2 separate regions of the Homo sapiens genome follow, and region 2 is linked to region 1. A link is a loop called in an ENCODE intact Hi-C map of the cell type or tissue named here. Cell type or tissue: PC-9. All regions are shown on one strand. Links, peaks and the distances in the headings refer to the core of each region. The heading gives the core; the rest is flanking DNA. Region 1 overlaps LOC105376197 (a long non-coding RNA gene). Region 2 has its middle 56 kb from the start of SLC44A1.

Region 1 (8,330 bases), core at 165-8,164:
GCCTGTAATCCCAGCACTTTGGGAGGCCGAGGCAGGCGGATCACTTGAGATCAGGAGTTCAAGACTAGCCTGGCCAACATGGTAAAACCCCGTCTCTACTAAAAATACAAAAAATTAGCCGGTGTAGTGGCATGCACCTGTAGTCCCAGCTACTCAGGAGGCTGAGGCAGGAGAATTGCTTGAACTCGGGAGGCAGAGGTTTCAGTGAGCCAAGATAACGCCACTGCACTCCAGCCTGGGCAACAGAGCAAGACTCCAACTCAAAAAAAAAAAAAAAGGTCATGTGATATTGAGTATAAGATAGATAGAGAGGCCACCGTGCCCGGCCCAGTGTCTTTAATAGAGCAAAAAAGAGACCTATACACATAATGGTCAATTGATTTTTGACAAAGGTGCAAAGGCAACTAAATAAAAAAGTGATAGACTTTTTGACAAATGGTGCTGGAACAATTGGACATAAATATGCAAAAACATGAATCTCGACCTACAACTCACACCTTATACAAAATTTTTAAAAATGCATTACAGATCTAAATGTAAAAGGTAGAATTAGAAAACTTTTAGAGGAAAATATAGGAGAAAATTTTAATAATCTTGGATTAGGCAAGGAGTTTTTAGTAGGACAACAAAAGCACACTGTGAATAAGTTAGACTTAACATTTTTTGCTCTATTAAAGACACTGGGCCAGACACGGTGGCTCACGCCTGTAATCCCAGCACTTTGGGAGGCTGACACAGGTGGATCACTTAAGATCAGGAGTGTGAGACCAGCCTGCCCAACATGGTGAAATCCTGTCTCTACTAAAAATACAAAAATTAGCTGGATATGGTGGCACATGCCTGTAGTCCCAGCTACTTGGGAGGCTGAGGCAGGAGAATTGCTTGAACCTGAGAGGCAGAGGTTGCAGTAAGCCGAGATCACACCACTGCACTCTAGCCTGGGTGACAGAGCGAGACTCCATCTCAAAAAAAAAAAGACATTCTAGAGAACACAAAAATATAGAGGTATAGAATAGATCAGTAGTTGCCAGGGGTTAAGGATTGACAGAAGGTTTGACTACAAAGAGGTTACATAAGGGAATTTCAGGGAATGAGATCACCATTTATATTCTGGTTGTGTAAGTAGTTACACAACTCTATGTATGTGTCAAAATCACAAAATTATACAATAAAAGAGTAAATTTTACTGTGTTGAAATTTAAAAATAGGACAGGCGCGGTGGCTCATGCCTGTAATCCTAGCACTTTGGGAGGCCAAGGCGGGTGGATCACCTGAGGTCAAGAATTTAAGACCAGCCTGGACAACATGGAGAAACCCCATCTCTACTAAAAATGCAAAAATTAGCCAGGCGTGGTGGCAGGGGCCCATAATCCCACCTCTTGGGAGGCTGAGGCAGGAGAATCGTTTGGACCCAAGGGGCAGAGGTTGCAGTGAGCTGAGATCACGCCACTTCACTCCAGCCTGGGTGAAAGAGCGAAACTCCATCTCAAAGAAAGAAAGAAAGAAAGAAAAAATTAAAAATAAATAACATATAAAACTCAGCCATAAAAAAATCTAGTCAGGCCCGGCGCGGTGGCTCACACCTGTAATCCCAGCACTTTGGGAGGCTGAGGTGGGTGGATCACAAGGTCAGGAGTTCAAGACCAGCCTGGCCAACATGGTGAAACTCTGTCTCTACTAAAAATACAAAAATTAGCTGGGCATGGTGGTGCATGCCTGTAATCCTAGCTACTCCAGAGGTTGAGGCAAGGGAATAGATTGAACCAAGACCTGGGAGGTAGAGGTTGCAGTGAGCCAAGAACGCACACTGCACTCCAGCCTGGGCTACAGAGCGAGACTCCATCTCAAAAAAAAAAAAAAAAAAAAAAAAAATCTAGTCAACATTCCTCCAGACCCACCCTGGAGTGGACACCAAGTATCATCCTCATAGCAAACAATTTTTTTTAAATGTTCAACCTCCTCATTAATTTAAAAATGATAATTTAATCAAAGCAATACCATTTGCCTCCCCATTATATAGATTGCAAAACTTGTAATAATACCCAGTATTGGCAAAGGTATGATAAAGTGGGTACAATCAAATGCAACGAGTTGGCATGTGAATTGGTACAGCCGTTTTGGAAGGCAATATGGCAACATGTATCAAAAAGCCTTAAGTGTTCTTACTTCTTGGAAAAATAAAGCCACTTCTAGGACTCAGTCGTCATGAAATAATCAGAGATTCTGATGAGGAACATTATCTTTTCTGCATTGAAATACTGTCTCCCTCATTACAGGGATAGACGTGCAGCGGGTCCCAAATAAATGCTGCTAACTTTCTGGATGGCAACTAACTTCTATACAACATCTTGCTTCCAGCCAGGAGTCTGGTTGGAAGAGAAGCCTTCTACCTCCTGGGCCTCTTTGGTCAGGATGCTGCCTTCTGTGTATCTTTCATTGTGAATGACTAAAGTGACAATTATATGCCCAATGATTTCATAAGCAATACCTCTTACCATGCCCACAGAGAGAGTAGGGGTTCTTTTTCCAGACTGAGTACCTCGTAAAAAAACAAACCCAGGAGACCAGATGAGATAGAATCAAAGAGGCAAGAAAGTCAGTTCAGTAGATGCTGAGAACTGCTGGGAAATCCAGGGAATTCAGGCTGCAAGGCTGTCCAGGCTGAGCCCAGGCTACACTGACAGACTCAGACAAAAGCTGATTTCTAAGGAGACCTGTGAATTCAGGAAGATAGCTCAGCTTGGCTCAACATTCAAGAGAGAAGAGAAACATCCTGCTCAGCAGCCAGAGAAAAAAGGGCTTAGCTGAGAAATGCCAGGCACTAGCTTTTGAATCATTGGGAAAACATGGTCACTTTAAGATGAAGAAAGACCCTGACACAGGACTGAGGGTCTAGGCCTTGTCCTCAAGCCCCACCTGCAATCCCCATCTGCTCATAACAGCTATTCTCTTTGTCCTCAGCTATGTTTTGTTTTTTTTTTCTTTTTTTTTTTTTGAGACGGAGTCTCGCTCTGTCACCCAGGCTGGAGTGCGCTGGCACGATCTCGGCTCACTGCAAGCTCCCGCCTCCTGGGTTCACGCCATTCTCCTGCCTCAGCCTCCCGAGTAGCTGGGACTACAGGCGCCCGCCACCACGCCCGCTAATTTTTTGTATTTTTAGTAGAGACGGGGTTTCACCGTGTTAGCCAGGACGCTCTCGATCTCCTGACCTCGTGATCCGCCTGCCTCGGCCTCCCAAAGTGCTGGGATTACAGGCGTGAGCCACCGCGCCCAGCCGGTTCTCAGCTAATATTTTATTAATTCCTTTGCCCTATGCTGTTATATGGACACTGTAAATCCTCGTCCCAATCCTGGCTGTTTAGACAACCGCCTCTGCTCTGGCTATGGTGCTCCAGAGACCTCAGTCCTGATGTCTGGGCTCTCTCCTCTGTCCGCAGGCTCTCAGGCCCCACTCTATCCAGCATCTACTTCCCCTGCACATGCACACACACACCTCTCACTCCCTTAGTGGTTATAATAGGCACTGTGAGGGCTTAGTCCATGAGACTAAGTGATTAAGGAAGCAAGGAATCTTTTCATATTATTATCTCAAGTTGGAGAACTTTTTTTTTTTTTTGAGATGGAGTCTCACTCTGTCACCAGGCTGGAATGCAGTGGCGCAATCTCGGCTCACTGCAAGCTCCGCTTCCCGAGTTCATGCAATTCTCCTGCCTCAGCCTCCCAAGTAGCTGGGAATACAGGCATGTGCCACCATGCCCAGCTAATTTTTGTATTTTTAGTAGAGACGGGGTTTCACCATGTTGGCCAGGATGGTCTCGATCTCATAACCTCGTGATCCACCCACCTCGGCCTCCCAAAGTATTGGAGATTACAGGCGTGAGCCACTGCACCTGGCAAAATGGAGAACATTTAATTCAGTACGCTGACTCTAACAAGTGACCATTTCTAACACTGAGTGAGCACTCACTGTCTTCTAGGCGCTGTGCCAAGTACTCTACATGCATTATGAATTATTACAATTTAATCCACACAGCAACTCTGTGAGGTGGGAACTGGTACCATCATGATTAACATACTCATTTTGCACATAAGGAATGGTGGGCTCAGAAAGGTTAACCAATGTTCCCCGGACAATGGGGTTAATAAACAAACCAAAGCCATAACTTTGAACTCTTTCATTTAGCAAGTGTTAACAGAGTTCCCCCTATGTGTCAGACACTACTCCGCTAGGCACAGGCACTAGGCTATATTGGTAGACAAGACAGACTTAGCCACCACCTTCAGGAAACCCAGTATCTAGCAGATTAGGTAAACCTCAGGCCTCTACAGCTGCCCTAATTGGCCTCAGAGCCAGGATTCCAACTCATGTTTTCTACAACAAAGCTCAAACAATAACCACAACACTTCCTGCCTCTCTCTTACCGGAAATAGTGTCTCTGTGAGAAACTTGAAGTCTTGGAAGTTCTCAGGCTGAAGTCAAGCTGCATACCTGTATGACCTGACGTTGATGTTGAATTAAGTGCTGTGAATCAGGCTACTGGACACACGGAACCTTTTTTAATACTTTGCTCAAATGTCACTTTCTCAAAATGCTTTTCTAACTACTTGCCTCTTATCAGCATGGCTAACCCATCTTTCCCTGCTCGCTTTTTCATCATGCGTATAATCTTCTTTTATAATGTATTATTTATTTTATTATTATGCCTATTGCTTAGCATGTGCTTACTTGCACTTTTTTTTTTTTTTCTTGAGACAGAGTCTCGCTCTGTCGCCCAGGCTGGAGTGCAGTGGTGTGATCTTGGCTCTCTGCAACCTCTGCTGCCTGGGTTCCTCAGCCTCCCGAGTAGCTGGGATTACAGGCCTGCACTACCAGGCCCAGCTAATATTTGGATTTTTAGTAAGAACGGGGTTTCACCATGTTGGCCAGGCTAGTCTCGAACTCCTGACCTCAAGTGATCTGCCGGCCTCAGCCTCCCAAGGTGCTGGGATTATAGATGTGAACCACCATGCCCAGCCCTTTGCACTTTAATATAAAGTTCCCCCAAGGGCAGGGAATCCCTATCTGTTTTGTTCACTGATGTATCCCAGGGCCTAGACAGAGTCTGGCACACAAAAAGTACTCAGTAATTAATTTTTGTGTGAAACAATAAAGGTGAAGAGCATGTACGGGGTTAGCAGACAGATGGTGCTAATTAGGAATAAAGGATAGGGAAGGAAAACTGAGCTGGGAACTGAGGATAGAAGGGAACGGGGCAGTCAAGAGAGGTGTGCTGCAAGAACTGGAAGGGAGGGACCACACAAGCCCCAGCCTGAAAAACAGAAGACCCTGCAGGCGGTGGAGTGTTTATTCTTCTCTGTGCTCAGAAGCATGTCAGACATGTGAGAGCCAGGAAGCCAGGGTTGATCAGGAACTGTATGGCCTCCTGCACTCTGCAAGAATCCCAGGGAGTCAGGGGGTCAAACGAACAGTCAGGGATTGGGGATCAAAGCAGGCAAAGCTGAAATCCAGGAAGTCTGAGAGAGTAAGATAATGCTACCCATCCACCAAAACACAGAGAAGAGCCTAATCCTGGGGCAGCAACAGTGGAAACTAAGGTTTCTGTCAAGTTTTCTCCCAGGAGGTGTGTAGTCCATAGGGCTGCAGGAGTGGGCAGGGAAGAGAGTATGGTTAGTGGTAAGCTACAGCTGGAGAGAGCTGATTGTGCATTATCTCCTCCCAGATTCATGTTTAGTGTCTTCACATCTGTAGCTTGAAATTGGCCATGGCAGAAGTATTTACACCATGGAAATTGGCAAATGCTATATAAGTCAGGGATTGTTCGCTTGCTTGTTGGGCAGCTGGTTGTTAAATACTTACCAGCACACTGCTGGCATAGTTTACTATAGAACTGAGGCTGCGGGAAGAACTCTGTTCTTGGCTGAAAAAAGAAGGCACTAGAATTGCAGGTAGGTACTTAGGCTAAGGTGTACCCCATGGAAAGACACCTATGCCCTTGGGTAACTGCAGACAGAGCAAAGAGCCAAACTTAATAGATCCCTTCCCAGGGGTTCTTCTGTTCACTATAGAATTTACATGGGGATTCTTTCTCTTAAGTTTGGAAGCCAGAGACTCATTTGAATCCATTTATTCATTCGTTTGACAGGTACAAATAGAGGATCTGCCATGTTGCAGGTTAGTAGCTAGACCATAGAGAAGACAGACTTGTTCCTGCCCTCATGGAATGTGTTGCCTAGCACAGAAGTCTACAAATCATGGCCTAAGGGCCAAATGTAGCTCAGGACCTCTTTCAGTAAACAGTCCTCAAGTTAAGGATGGTTTTTACATTGTTAAAGGGTTGTGAGGAAGAACAAAAGGAAGGAGGAGGAAGATGAGGAGGAGGAGGAGAAAGAGGAGTGAGAGAGACCATGGGTGGTCTACAAAGCTTAAAATATTTCCTATCTAGGCCTTTACAAAAAAAGTTTGCCAACTCTTGGTGTAGCAAACTAGACAAACCTTACTCCTTTACAGCCACCCTAATTGGCCATTAAAAGAACAACGTTTGGCCAGGCACGGTGGCTCATGCCTGTAATCCCAGCACTTTGGGAAGCCGAGGCGGGTGAATCACCTGAGGTCAGGAGTTTGAGACCAGCCTGGCCAACACGGTGAAACCCTGTCTCCACTAAAAATACAAAAAAATTAGCCAGGCATGGTGGCAGGCACCTGTAATCCAGCTACTCAGGAGGCTGAGGCAGGAGAATCACTTGAACCTGGGAGGCAGAGGTTGCAGTGAGCCAAGATTGCACTCCAGCCTGGGTGACAAGAGCAAAACTCTATCTCAAAAAAAATAAAAAAAAAAGCAATGTTCGGGCCAGGACTTACCTGAGGAAAGGACCAGGAGTAGGTCAGGTGACACTAACACAAAGAATGAGGCAGCCGGGTGCGGTGGCTCACACCTGTAACCCCAGCACTTTGGGAGGCCGAGGCGGGCAGACCACTTAAGGTCAGGAGTTCAAGACCAGCCTGGCCAACATGGCAAAACTCCATCTCTACTAAAAATACAAAAATTAGCCGGGCGTGGTGGCAGGTGCCTGTAATCCCAGCTACTCAGGAGTCTCAGGCAGGAGAATTGCTTGAACCTGGGAGGTGGAGGTTGCAGTGAGCTGAGATCATACCACTGCACTTTAGCATGGGCAAAAAAAGAATGAGGCTGGACATCTCCTGGGTTATAACTGAGTAACCAACTAGAAATATGTGTTTGCAAGTATTTGACTGTGTGGACCACAGCATGAGACTGAGGTCTAAAAGTTGAGTTCCAGGAGAGGGAAGGTCAGGGGTTAGTCCAGGAACACAGGAGGGAACAAAGTCAGAGGACCCTTACTGGAGTCAGTAATGAAGGTAGAGAACAATAGCAACAGCAAACACTTCTAGAATGCCTGCTGCGTACCACGTGCTGTTACAAGCACATTACTCATATTAACACATCTAATTCTCCTAATAGCCCTATGAAGTTGGTCCTGTTATTATTCCTGTTTGACAGATGAGGAAACTGAGGCACAGGTAACAAAGTCTTTTGCCACCAGTGACACAGCTACTAAGTAGTAGAGCCAGGATTTGAGACCAGGTAGTATGATTTCAGGATCCATATTCTTAACCACTACACTCCACTGCAATACACTACAGACAGACTGGTGAGGGAAGGTAGGAAAGCAGGTCTTTTTATTTCTAGTTAAGTCTTTTGCTGGGCCCTGTGTCTGTGATTTGTTCCGGAGTAGAGAAGGGACTCTGTGCTTTCTCAAAAGAAGCAATTTCAAAACATGAGACTCTAAGGAGCAGGTCTGATAAACTGCACTTGAACCCAGAGGATGACCAGAGAAAAGCAGGGTACCAACCACAGTCAGGCCACCATGCATATTTCCCCAATCCTGTGACAAACAGGACTGAGCCTGCTCTGTGCCAGGCTCTGTCCTGGATGCTGCAGGGACAGAGATGAGACAGACTCAGCCTCGAGGGGCGGCAGCCATGAGTAAACAGGCTATGCTTAGTAGAGTCTGGATTAAGACCCACACAGCACCCATGGGGGCTCCGTGGAGAAAGCAGCTCCAATCCCAAGGGAGCTGCACCTATAAGCTCGAAGCCAGGTGCCAGGGAGGGATGTGGAGCATGGCCTGATCAGCATCACTTGGATGAAATTCCCTTCAGAATAGGTGACAAAAAGAAAGGGCTCCATAGACAAGTCAAGGGACCACTGGAGAGCCCAATAAACATCAATATGCAGAAGAGAGAAGCAACAGTATAAATCCCAAAGTAAATGCTAAGTCTAAAGCCAGATAAAAGGCCAAGCAGGTGTTAG
Region 2 (8,330 bases), core at 100-8,099, 61 kb after region 1:
TTGTGAATGGGATTGCCTTTCTGCTTTGGCTCTCAGTTTGGCTGTTGTTGGTGTATCAGAATGTCAGTGAATTTTTGGACATTGAGTTTGTATACTGAAACTTGCTGAAGTTGTTTATCTGCTGAAGGAGTTGATAAACAGCTCTCTTTTGGGCCGAGACTGTGAGTTTTTTGAGATATAGGATCACGTTGTCTGCAAACAGAGATCATTTGACTTCCTCTCTTCCTGTTTGAATGCCCTTTATTTCTTTCTCTTGCTTGATTGCTCTTGCTAGAACTTCTAATACTATGTTGAATAGGAGTGGTGAGAGAAGGCTTGTGCTGGCTTCAAGAGGAATGCTTCCAGCTTTTGCCGATTCAGTACGATGTTGGCTGTGGGTTTGTCATAGATGGCTCTTATTATTTTGAGGTATGTTTCTTCAATACCTCGTACATTAAGAGTTTTTTAACATGAAAAGTGTTTAATTTTATTGAAAGCCTTTTCTGCATCTATTGAGATAGTCATGTGGTTTTTGTCTTTGGTTCTTTTTGTGTGATAAATCACATTTATTGATTTGTATATGTTGAAGCAATCTTGCATCCTGGGATGAAGCCTATTGATTGTGGTGGATTCATTTTTTGATGTGCTGCTGGATTCAATCTGCAAGTATTTTGTTGAGGATTTTTGCATGAATGTTCATTAAGAATATTGGCCCATAGTTTTATTTTTTTGTTGTGTCTCTGCCAGATTTTGGTATTAGGATGATGCTGGCCTCATAGAATGAGTTGGGGAGGAGTTCCTCCTCCTCAATTTTTTGGAATAGTTTCAGTAGGAATGGTGCCAGCTCTTCTTTGTACATCTGATAGACTTTAGCTGTGAATCCATCAGGTCCTGGGCTTTTTTTGGTTGGTAGCCTATTTATTACTGATTCAATTATTGATCTTGTTATTGTTCTGTTCAGGGAATCAATTTCCTGGTTCAGTCTTGGGAGATGTAGGTGTCTAGGAATTTATCTTTCTTTTGTAGGTTTTCTACTTTGTGTGCACAGAGGTGTTTGTAGTAGTTTCTGATGATTATTTTTATTTCTGTGGGGTCAGTGGTAACATTCCCTTTATTTCTAATTGTATTGATTCTCTTTTCTTTATTAGTCTAGCTAGCAACCTATCTATCTTGTTAATTTTTTCAAAAAACAAACTCCTGGATTTGTTTATCTTCTGAATGGTTTTTTTGTGTCTCAATTTCCTTCTGTTTAGCTCTGATTTTGGTTATTTCTTTTCGTCTGCTAACTTTGGGGTTGATTTGCTCTTGCTTCTCTAATTCTTTCTGTTGTGATGTTACACTGTTAATTTGAGTTGTTTCTAACTTTTTGACATGCGCTTTTAGTGCTATGACTTTCCCTCTTAACACTGCCTTAGTTGTGTCCCAGAGATTCTGGTATGTTGTATCTTTGTTCCCATTAGTTTCAAAGAACTTCTTGATTTCTGCCTTAATTTAATTAACTACCCAAAAGTCATTCAGGAGCACGTTATTTTAATTTCCATGTAATTGCATGATTTTGAATTATTTTCTTAGTCTTGACTTCTATTTTTATTGTGCTGTGGTCCAAAAGTGTGTTTGGTATGATTTCATTTCTTTAATATTTGCTGAGGATAGTTTTATGTCCAATTATGTGGTCAAATTTAGAGTATTTGCCATGTGGCATTGAGAAGAATGTATATTCTGCTGTTTTGGGGTGGAGAGTTCTGTAGAGGTCTATCAGATACAGCTGGTTCAATGTTGAATTCAGGTCCTTGAATGTCTTTGTTAATTTTCTGACTTGATTATCTGTCTAATGCTGTCAGTAAAGTGTTGAATTCTCCCATTATTATTGTGTGGAAGTCTATGTCTTTTTGTAGGTCTCTAAGAACTTGCTTTATGAATCTGGGTATGGCTGTGTTGAGTGCATGTATATTTAGGATAGATAGGTCTTCTTGCTGAAATGAATCCTTTACCATTATGTAATACCCTTCTTTGTCTTTTTCGATCTTTGTTGGCTTAAAGTCTGTTTTGTCTGAAATTAGGATTGCAAACCCTGCCTTTTTCTGTTTTCTGTTTGCTTGGTATATTTTCCTCCATCCCTTTATTTTGAGCCTATAGGTGTCATTACATGTAAGACAGGTCTCTTGAAAACAGTGTACCATTGGGTCTTGCTTCTTTATCCAGCTTGCCATTCTGTGCCTTTTAAGTGGGACATTTAGCCTGTTTAAATTCAAGGTGAGTATTGATATCTGTGGCTCTGGTTCTGTCATTGTATTGTTAGCTGGTTATTAGGCTGGCTTGTTTGTGTGGTTACTTTCTAGTGTCATTGGTCTGTGTGTTTTGTTTTGTTTTGTTTTGTTGAGGCAGAGTTTCGCTCTTGTTGCCCTGGCTGGAGTGCAATGGCGCGATCTCGGCTCACTGCAACCTCCGCCTCCTGGGTTCAAGGATTCTCCTGCCTCAGCCTCCTGAGTAGCTGGGACTACAGGCATGCACCACCACGCCTGGTTAATTTTGTATTTTCAGTAGAGGCAGGTTTTCTCCATGTTGGTCGGGCTGGTCTCGAACTCCCGACCTCAGGTGATTTGCCTGCCTCAGCCTCCCAAAGTGCTGGGATTACAGGGATGGACCACTGTGCCTGGCCTTGGTCTGTATGTTTAAGTGTGATGTTTTATTAGTTTGTAGTGGTCTTTCTTTTCTATATTTACTGCTCCTTTCAAGATCTCTTGTGAGGCAGGCCTGGTGATAATGAACTCCCTCAACATCTGCTTATCTAAAAAGTAGCTTATTTCTCTTTCCCTTAGGAAGTTTAGTTTGGCTGAATATGAAATTCTTGGTTGAAGATTTTTTTTTTGAGACAGAGTTTTGCTTTTGTTGCCTGGGCTGGTGTGCAATGGACACGATCTCAGCTCACTGCAACCTCCACCTCCCGGGTTTAAGTGATTCTCCTGCCTCAGCCTCCCGAGTAGCTGAGATTACAGGCATGTGCCACCAGGCCGAGCTAATTTTTGTATCTTTAGTAGAGATGGGGGTTTCACCATGTTGGCCAGGCTAGTCTCAAACTCCTGACCTCAGGTGATCCATCCACCTCGGCCTCCCAAAGTGCTGGGATTACAGGTGTGAGCCAGCGTGTCTGGCCCAAGATTTTTTTGTTTAAGAAGTTGAATATAGGCCCCATTTTCTACTGGCTTGAAGGGTTTCAGCTGAGAGGTTCACTGTTAGCGTGATGGGGTTCCCTTTATAGATGACCTGTTCTTTTACTTTAGCTGCCTTTAATATTCTTTTTTTCATTTTGACCTTGGAAAAATCTGGCAATTATATGTCTTGGGGATGGTCTTCTTGGGTGGAATCTTGCAGGAGTTCTCTGAATTTCCTGAATTTGACTGTCGGCCTCTCTAGCAATGTTAGAGAAGTTTTCTTGGCCAACAACCTGAAATATGTTTTCCAAGTTGTTTGCTTTCTCCCCCTCCCCTATGAATCATGCCAGTGATTCATAGATTTGACCTCTTTGCATAACTCCATACTTCTAGGAGGTTTTGTTCATTCCTTTTTATTCCTTTTTTTTTTTTTTGTCTGATTGTCTTCTTTCAGAGAGCCAGTCTTCAAGTTCTGAGAGCCTGCTGTTGATTTATTCTGCTGTTAATAGTTGTGATTGCATTGTGAAATTCTTGTATTGTGTTATTGAACTCTGTCTGGTCTGTTAGGTTCTTTTTTTTTTTTGAGACGGAGTCGCCCAGGCTGGAGTGCAGCGGCACAATCTCGGCTCACTGCAAGCTCCGCCTCCCGGGTTCACGCCATTCTCGTGCCTCAGCCTCCCGAGTAGCTGCAACTACAGGTGCCCGCCACCGCGCCTGGCTAATTTTTTTGTATTTTTAGTAGAGATGGGGTTTCACCATGTTAGCCAGGATGGTCTCGATCTCCTGACCTCGCAATCCACCTGCGTCGGCCTCCCAAAGTGCTGGGATTACAGGCATGAGCCACCGCACCCAGCCTAGGTTCTTTTTTATACCAGCTATTTTGTCCTTCAGCTCCTGTATTGTTTTATTTTGGTTCTTTGTTTCATTGAATTGGGTTTTTGCATCCTCCTGCATCTCAATGACTTTGTTCCTATCCATATTCTGAATTTTATTTCTGTTATTCTTGCCAGTTCAACCTGGTTAAGAACTCTTGTTGGAGAACTGGTACAGTTGTTTGAAGGACATGTGACACCGAGTACTTGCATTGGTTCTTTCTCATCTCATCATGTGGATTTTCCTTTAACTGCAGTGTAGATTGAGTACAGTCAGTAGACTTCTTTTCTGGATGTTTTCACTGGGCCATAGCTTTGTGCAGGGTCTTTACTTGAAGCTGGCTTTTTGTCTCTGGTTTCAGAGGAGGGTATGTTAGTGAGGTGTTTTTTGTGTTGAAAGCTTTGAGGTGTAATCCAGCAGGTGGCACTTAAGACTTATTGGTCAGTTGGTAGACTCTTGCTAAGTTGTATGGCCCCTAAGTTTCCTCACAGTTGCAGCCATGTTCCCTCTCAGTGTTCTGAAAGTGGCTCTGAAACTGTGGGTTCTTCTCCCCCTTGAGTGCTGGCTGCAGATTATGGCTTGACACTGCTGGACTGCCCACTGCAGCTCTGGGATTATCTCCTTCCCCAACTTGGAGGTAGGAGACGAAGCGACCTTAGTAATGGTTGTGGTCAAGGGTCTTTTGCTTGTCTACTGGGGGCTCCACCCCAGAGTGATGCAGGTCAGCAATCGCTCAATGCAATCACTCCAGGATGGAGAGTCTATGCTGTGGGACAGGGGTTCCCTGTCTAGTGATGAGCAGATCGGTGGGGGAGGGGTTCCTGTGGGACACCGATTGACCTCCTCTCCTTGGGTTAACTGCAGCTTGCTGGAGGTGTGGATAAGGCACTTAGAGTCTTTGCTCCTATGTTAGTCTGAGGGTAGTAAGGGCAGTTCCATTGCACAGGTGGTGGCAGAGAGCTTTCAGTTGCCCCTGAGGGTTCTGTCCAGGGAGTTGCAGAGCTTCCATTGACTCGATAGCTCTGGTGGCAGGGTGGCTGGAGACCCAGGCCTGGAGGACCTTCCCAGTAAGGAAGTATGGGAACGGACACCCATATAAGTATGGCAACTTTTCCGTAGGGCTGCTGCAGTATGCTGAGGGCCTGCTCCATTCCCTAGTCACCTTGGATTTTCTAGAACCTGAAGGTATCAACAGTGAAGGCTATAAAACAGCAAAGACAGCAGCCTTTCTCTCCCTCTGGGAACTCTGTGCCAGAGAGGTACGAATCTGTTGCTGGCCTGAACATACCTGTAGGAGGTGGCTGGTGACCCCATCTGGGAGGTCCCATCCAGTGAGGAGAAACAGGTTCAGGGACCCACTTAAAAAATTGTTGAGCCACGTTTATGTAAAGCCGTTGTGCTATGCTGGGGGACCGCTTCCGTCCTGGGTTGGCTTGGACTCTCCAAAGGCTAGAATGGCTAAGTTGCCCAGCAGCAAAGATGGTGGCCCGGTCCCTCTCTGGGAGCTCTATCCCAGGGAGGTTTCAAATCTCTGTCAGCCGAAGAACACTGGCGAGAGTGGCTGGAGACCCTGGTTGTGAGGTCCTGCCCAGTGAGGAGGAATGGGAACAGGAACCTGCTTTAAAAAGCAGTCTGGCCACATTTTCGTAGAGCAGCTGTGCTGTGCTGGGGGACTACTTCCATCCCCGGTCAGCCTGGACTCGCCAAAGCCAGGACTGGAACAGCTAAGTAGCCCAAGCAGCAAAGATGGTGACCTGTCCCTTCCCCTGTAAGTTCTGTCCCAGGGAAGTGCAGCACTGCTATTGGTGGCTGGCTGGAATTCCAAGCCAGTGGGTCTTATCCTGTGAGGTGTCATGGAAGTGGAACCTGCAGAATGTCACTGCTCGGCCCCCTGGATTCAGCCCCTTTCCTAGGGGGGTCTAACCTCCCACTTTGCTGGAATTGCAGCTACTTTTGTCAGGAAGCCCAGAAAGCCCAGGTATCTAAGGCTCCTGGGTCTCTGCATGTACCTGAGCAGCTGCTCTGCCAAGGCTCCATGTAGCTCTGTGTGTCAGACTGAAGGCCCTGGTGGAGTGGGTTCACGAGGGGATCTCCTGACACAAGGATTACAAAGATCTTTGGGAACAGGGTGGGTTCCCAGGGTCACATATGCTCTCACCACTTCCCTGGGCAGGGGGAGGCTCCCCTGGCTCTGTGGCACTCCTGAGTGAGCTACTGTCCTGCCCTGCTATTCTCCATTCTCCATGGGTCAAGTTGTTTCCTTGATTAGTCCCAATGCATGTACCTGGATGTTTCAATGAAGGTACTGTATTTACTCACCCCTTTGATTCCTCTCTGTGAGAGCTACGCACACTACCTGCTTCTAGTCGACCACCTTGGCCACCTCCTGCCCCCAGCAGTCCCGTTTCCCTTTTTTTTTTTTTTAAAGATGGAGTCTCAGGCCGGGCGCGGTGGCTCACACCTGTAATCCCAGCACTTTGGGAGGCCGAGGCGGGCGGATCACAAGGTCAGGAGATCGAGACCATCCTGGCTAACACTGTGAAACCCCGTCTCTACTAAAAATACAAAAAATTTGCTGGGCGTGGTAGTGGGCGCCTGTAGTCCCAGCTACGGGGAGACTGAGGCAGGAGAATGGCATGAACCCGGGAGGCGGAGCTTGCAGTGAGCTGAGATCGTACCACTGCACTCCAGCCTGGGCGACAGAGCGAGACTCCGTCTCAAAAAAAAAAAAAGAAAAAACAACAACAACAAAGATGGAGTCTCACTCTGTCGCCCAGGCTGGAGTGCAATGGTGTCGTCTCAGCTCACTGCAACCTCTGCCTGCCAGATTCAAGCAATTCTGGTGCCTCAGCCTTCCAAGTAGCTGAGATTACAGGCATGAGCCACCACACTGGGCTAATTTTTTGTATTTAGTAGAGACGGGGTTTCACCATCTTGGTCAGGCTGGTCTCGAGCCCCTGACCTCAGGTGATCCTCCCGCCTTGGCCTCCCAAAGCACTGAGGTTACAGGCGTGAGCTACTGCGCCTAGACTCTGTTTTCTTATCCTTTTATTAGTCCCGTTGTGTTACTGTGTGCAATACTCGCTGCACATTTTAGCGGACTTTAAATGTGCTGCAACCGTTGAGTTGGATCTGCTATACTCTAAAGAGGAGAGACTCCTCTATTAGGTTGGAATCAGTATTTCCACGGTTTCATTAGTGAGGATTCAGACACCCAGATCCTTTCTCAAAAAGGGAGTTGTACTCACAAATGCCTGTTTTATAGAGATCCACACCCATATTCTAGGAATGCCCTTTTTCCTTGTGCATACAGCTGAGTAATGGGTCTTCTCAACTTTTTTTCTGAGGAATGAAAGAGGAAGGTGTTTGTATTTGTTCTCTATTGCTACATAAAAATTACCACAAATTTCGTGACTTAAAACGACACCCATTTTTCAGTTTGCGGTTTTGTAAGTCGAAAGTTCAATGCTTTCACAATCAAACAGGAGACAACAGTGGGTCTAGCTGCCCAGGAGGAGTGATCTGGGAAACTAGGTCATTTTACACCAGAGCCATGACCTTGGCTAGCCAACTCTTTAGTGCTACAGCCACTTCAGTCAAGGAAAAGAAAAGGACAGGATTCAGAGTACTTTTGAAGAGCGTGAGAAAGCAGCTGAATTGGGGTTTTGCTAGGTTTACAGACTTTCCTGAGTGTTTCTGAAACCTGACTTCAGATCAAAATTTCATTTCCTATGACAGGATAGTTGGGACTGTGTTGGATTCATCAGCACACTGAAATTTGTCTAAGTCTCCAAAAAAAAAAACAAAAAACAAAAAAAACAAAACTCTCCTGACTCTTTAACTTTTCTTCTGTTGTCTGGACTCCCTTGAGGCTGCTCTTAAACTATTCTCTTTTCCAAGGTACCCTGAAAGAAAACGAATCTCTCAGGGCTTCAAAATGCAAAAGCAGCCAAAATCCTCCCTTTGCTTCCCATTTTTTTCTTTTTACTTTGAGACAGGAGTCTCATTCTGTCACCGAGCCTGGAGTGCAGTGGTGCGATCTTGGCCCACTGCACCTCTACCTCCCGGGTTCAAGTGATTCTCCTGCCTCAGCCTCCCGAGTAGCTGGGACTACAGGTGCATGCCACCATGCACAGCTAATTTTTGTATTTTTAGTAGAGACAGGGTTCACCATGTTGGCCAGGCTGGTCTCAAACTCCTGACCTCAAGTGATCTGCCCACCTTGGCTTCCCAAAGTGCTGGGATTACAGGCATGAGCCACTGAGCCTGGCCCCGTTGCTGTTACAATAGACTTACAGTCTTCACTTAGGCTTAAAGGAAGACACC

Evidence for each region. A loop is a pair of places that touch in the nucleus more often than their neighbours do. Peaks named below come from ENCODE experiments on the same cell type or tissue, not always from the same donor. Only the 100,000 strongest peaks of a DNase experiment are listed, where the experiment ranks them.
Region 2: it touches region 1 in a loop (4-fold over the local background); 2 of 110 quality-filtered maps call a loop at or near these places.

The regions. Positions count from the first base shown.
Region 1 is chr9:105,123,702-105,132,031 of GRCh38, forward strand. The region is part of intron 2 of LOC105376197 (a long non-coding RNA gene); the gene reads left to right. Among named protein-coding and RNA genes, the nearest start is that of SLC44A1, 120 kb to the right of the region's middle. In PC-9, for the core only: no CTCF peak of the experiment used is centred there; DNase peaks (open chromatin) are centred at 3,588 and 4,340; H3K27ac peaks cover 2,068 bases.
Region 2 is chr9:105,184,491-105,192,820 of GRCh38, forward strand. No RefSeq gene overlaps it. Among named protein-coding and RNA genes, the nearest start is that of SLC44A1, 56 kb to the right of the region's middle. In PC-9, for the core only: a CTCF peak has its summit at 4,292; DNase peaks (open chromatin) are centred at 3,481 and 7,391; H3K27ac peaks cover 2,437 bases.